Regions from separate parts of the Homo sapiens genome. Here region 1 is linked to region 2. Evidence: read pairs that join two places in POLR2A ChIA-PET (ENCODE). Cell type or tissue: GM12878. All regions are shown on one strand.

What was found. ChIA-PET counts read pairs that join two places held together with the same protein. Peaks named below come from ENCODE experiments on the same cell type or tissue, not always from the same donor. Only the 100,000 strongest peaks of a DNase experiment are listed, where the experiment ranks them.
Region 1: POLR2A ChIA-PET joins it to region 2 with 5 read pairs; 7 of 35 experiments call an interaction of 5 or more read pairs at or near these places.

Annotation. Positions count from the first base shown.
Region 1 is chr1:170,591,455-170,593,954 of GRCh38, forward strand. No RefSeq gene overlaps it. Among named protein-coding and RNA genes, the nearest start is that of GORAB-AS1, 60 kb to the left of the region's middle. In GM12878, a CTCF peak has its summit at 1,925 (motif pointing left); no DNase peak of the experiment used is centred here.
Region 2 is chr1:170,538,089-170,540,588 of GRCh38, forward strand. It overlaps GORAB (golgin, RAB6 interacting), which reads left to right. Exons shown (of 5, transcript NM_152281.3): 2 at 1,122-1,479. Among named protein-coding and RNA genes, the nearest start is that of GORAB-AS1, 6.7 kb to the left of the region's middle. In GM12878, no CTCF peak of the experiment used is centred here; a DNase peak (open chromatin) is centred at 1,338.

The DNA.
Region 1 (2,500 bases), 53 kb after region 2:
ACAGGCAAACAATAAAAGCTTTAAGAAATGATTGTGTGGGTTTTATTACTATTGACAGTCACTGAGGTATATTTATTTCGGGAGGTAATTGTCAGAAGACTTTCTCCAGAAAGACTTGTTTGTATAATTAAGTGCGTGTTATGCAAGCTTATCTGCTGATCGGCTCCTGCTAGTTATGTAGTTCCCCCAATGCCTCAGAACACAGGAGCAATTAAGAGAAAGGCTCAGGAAGATGGTTTTTCAGTAGTTCATTTGTAAGGGATAAAAAATAAATAAATAAATGAGTGAATATGCCCTGAAAAACAGAGTGTACTAGAATAGGAAATGTCACTAAAAATTAATGAATAAGAACAATAAAGAAAAGTAGAAAACTCTTCATAATCAGTGAGGCAAAAATAGAAAAAAAAATAGAATGGAGCTAATATAGTTTAATTTAGAGTGCAAATTGGGGGATGGGAGGGCAGGAATTTTCTATTTTGTGTACAAAAGATCATTCAATGGGATGGGGCAATCCAATCTAAAAATATATATGATGAAAATGAGGCAAAGTGGAAAATAACAATAAATGGCTACATATGCTCCAGTACCACTGATTTTATTATTTTATTGTGGATTTATGACATAATTCTCCGAGGTGCCTAATTTAAAAATAAGAGTCTTTAGTTCTAAAAGTTCGGTAACATAATTCCAAATCTATACAGCCACAGATGGTTTTCTATCCAAATAAACAACAAAGGCAAATTTACTGTTGCTGCCCTGAACAGTTTTTTTCTTCCAGGCCAGGATGCTTGAAACATACATTTAAAATATTTTTCCATCTTATTTTTAATGACAGACTGACTGCATTGTGACTGAACTAGAGAGGGAAAAATAAACTTTTCTAACTATAAACTATTTTTGTGCCATAAAGAATCATTCAACTCTAAAAGGGAAAAACCCCAATTTAAAAAATATCATTATTATTTTGAAAGGTGTTGGACTGGATTTAATTCTTTTCATTCCCAAATATTGGCATCAGTTCAGTTTTCATTTCACTGAATGCAATTAAAAATGTGGCAAATCCTTGATCAATTTTTTACCCTTAAACAGGGTCAGTTCTGAAGTTGTTGTCACATTTTAATGGGTTCAGACTCAGTTTATGCAAGAGACAATCAAATGTTTGCTTTTAAAAGCCCTATAAAAACTAAGAGCTTTTAACCTTTTGAATGCGTTAATAAAATGCTAATGACATCATGGCCAAGACCACATTTGGAGGTCCCAAAAAATTCCAAATGACTGTTGTGAAAAGAAAACAGAATTTTAATCAAATGATCTGTTATTTTAATGGCCACTTACAAAACAGGAGATTTATTGAGAAGCATAAAGTTTGTTTGCATGAGTGAAGGCAAAGCTTTTAAGAATTACCTTCTGGTTTTCCCCCTCAGTTTCTTGCAACATAATACTACCAAATATTTGTGAATTGTGACTCAAGTCTGCAGTCTTATTTCTCACAGAAAATAAAAGGGAGGCTGGAGGAAAAAAAAAAAAAAAGTGGTGCCAATTTGTCTGCCCAGGCTCTGATTATTGGATGCAGAATTTTTTTTTTTCTTTCAGGAGAGAAGGATTTGGTGGGAATGTTTCTCCCTTCAGGGTGAGATATCTGATATCCATCCCGAGACCAGTCATAAGGCCAAACTTTCATGCAAAACTGCACGAGGGGAAAAAAATTAAGCTTTGGGTAAAATTCTCATCTGAATTTGCAGCAGATCTCTAGTTTCCGCTGGGCAATTATGGCTCTTTTTACCATTTCTGATTGCAAAACACATTGATTATTTTTAAAAGTTATTTCAGATAACTTGAGAACCTTCTATTCTTATCCCCTTCCCCCAACTCTTCCTCCTCTTTGAGTCTCTGTTCCTCATTTCTTTCTCTCCTGTCTAGAAGTGCTATCCAGTGACCCCTGGTGCTGATTAAAGTTTCTCGGGTGACCCCTGAATGCATTTTATTACACTGGCTGATCATAAAACCTGCTTAAACTGCTGGCTTATCCAAACCCCTTCTTCTGTGGAAAGCCCCATAGTCAGTCTAACCTCAGACTGGGAAAACACGAACAAGCAAACCAAGGAAGGGCAGAGAAGGCTTGGAGACAATCTTTGTCAATATCAGGGAGCACCCTGGCAGATGGGAAGAAAAAACTTAGACAGACACTTGGCAAACGTCCTGGAAGAAGTCAATTTAGTACTAATGTAGGTGTAGGTGGGACATGACATGGAAAAGTAGAAACACAGGGAAATAGGTGTTCTGTTCTTTTCGTAAAATGGATATCACAACATTGAAATAGCTCACAAAGTGAAAGTAAGGCATAACTAACACAGATTAGCATAAGGCATCTTTGGAAACAATGTACTCCTAAGATGAATACCAGAAAAACATTTGCTTGGCTTCTGGAAGCAACATGAGGTGACTAAAAGCCTTAGTATATTTATGTATTTACTATATCTTGGTAAAAAAAATGCATTAT
Region 2 (2,500 bases):
CATATCTCATTTAATTCTTACACCAACTTCATGCATTAAGTAGAGCAGGTTAATTTTCAACCAGCTTGATAGATGAGGAAACTAAGGTATTGAATAAATAATTGACTTACCTGAGGTCACTGAGCTGGGCAGAAGCAAAGCTGGAATTGTGACTCTAGAGCTTTTAACTATACTTTGGGAAATTCAAATAATAAGCTTGTTTTGCTTCAAAAGTCAATATGCCAAATTTGAAAGTCCCATTTGAGTTGTTCATTTACAAGAACTGATAACTTCACTTCCCAGGCATTTAAGAGAGAATGCTATTTATAGATCTTATGAAATATAGTATGAATGTGGGTCAGATTCTCCAATTGTCTGCCCTAAGATGTTAACACTGGCATGGACAGTCCAAAAAGTATAATAGAAGTGTTATTATTTATAACTTTAAAGATATTTCCCCCCAGTTGTTTTATCTTCTATTGCTTTACTGAGGCTACTATTAAAATCAGTTTGAATGCATTGATTAGAGCCTGACTAGGCTTCGGGGAGTACAACCTTGGATTGTTCTGTAGGATGAAAGACAACAATTTAAGGTTAACTAGCATTCCTAGAAATAAGAGACTTCACTCAATTACATGCCTGTTATAGCATCTGAATATGTATCACATATGTACCAAATTGCCCTAAAAGCTGTTAAAATTTAAGAGAGGGTAATCCCATTTGAAAATGCAACCACCATTTTGTTTCAGTAGAGCAGACAGAACCATAAATCAAATTTAAAACCAGATAATTCAGTCACCTCCCTGATTTGGTCAAAATTAGTTGCTTTCTTTTGACAACTATGAAATCAAGTTGAAAAAGAAACTTCACTTTGTGACCTAAGGCCTAACTCACTGATGGACTTTCTCTGAAGATAAATTAAGAGATGGGGCAGTTTCTGTTAAATATTAACATTATGATCTGAAAACTATTGAAACTCTACAGGAAGATGGCTGTTTTTCCCCTAGACTTTCAAGATAGAGAATGGGGTAGGAGAACCACTAGAATTATCAACGTTTAATGTTAATTTTTTATTTTCTTAGAGGAATTATAATTATTTGCTGCCCACACAAAGGAATTTTCCTCTATTTTCTTTTACATAGATCCATTTGAACCACAGCGACGTCTCCCCGCGAAGAAAAGTCGACAACAACTTCAGCGAGAAAAAGCCCTTGTAGAGCAAAGCCAAAAACTTGGGCTTCAAGATGGATCAACCTCATTACTTCCAGAGCAGCTGCTTTCAGCACCAAAACAGAGAGTTAACGTTCAAAAACCACCTTTTTCTTCCCCTACTCTTCCGAGTCATTTCACTCTCACCTCCCCCGTTGGTGATGGACAACCACAGGGCATTGAAAGTCAGCCAAAGGAACTGGGACTTGAGAATTCCCATGATGGTCACAACAATGTTGAGATTCTACCTCCAAAGCCAGATTGCAAATTGGAGAAAAAGAAAGTGGAATTGTTAGTAAGTCTATGTGAAAAGTCCATGAGACTTTTCATTTAACCCGTTTTTTCCCAATGGGCTTTAAGGAAATATAATTTGTTTATTTTAACATTTTCTCTCCTTTATATTCATTCAATCATAGGAATGTGATGTATAAACTATTGAAAAATAGCTACTGCCTAAATATAAGCTGGACACAGGCATTCTGTATGTTTTATGTTCTTTAGTCTTCATAACAGCCTTACAATGCATGTTTATTATTTAAACTTTATACATGAGGTATCTGGGACTCAGAAAAGATGATACCTTTCTAAAGCTAATACACTGCTAGTAAATAGTAGAGATTTACAGATAAGTCTGTCTGGATCCAAAGTTTATGCCTTTTACACTGAGCAGAAGCAGTTCTTTTTTTCTTTCTTTTTTTTTTTTTTTTGAGATGGAGTCTCGCTCTGTTGCCCAGGCTGGAGTGCAATGGCGCAATCACAGCTCAGAAGCAGTTCTTATATGCATAGTGCCTCTGCCCAAATTGACCCCTTTTTTCAACTTCCAGACTATTTCCATTGGCCCAGAAATTGGAACTTGTGGAGAGACGTGAAGGGATGGTCAAAGGAGAGAGTGTAGGAAATTTAGGGGACTAATGATATAACTCAGTTCATCATTAGATTTCTTTTTATTTATTCTTTACTGTCTTTGTATTAGAAACAACCTTCATAATTTAGCTACACTGTTCTTGTGGAAGATGCCATTTTTTGATTTGCAAATTCTTAGAATTTTTTATTTGATAGCTTGTGTTTTAATATATACTCTTATTTCTTTGTTTGCTCCTGATTTATCTCTCACAGAGAAGGAATGACATTTTTCTGTTTTCTCTTTTCTGAGTTCTTTTCAAAGTATCTTTTTTTTTTTCTAATCTCTGACATCTTTTTAATCTCTGCTGATCCAGATTCTATCCTGTGAATTTAAAATGTTTCCTGTCCACTAGGGGTTTACAACTAAGAAATCATTTTGACAAGAGTTATAAAACCACATGAATTATGA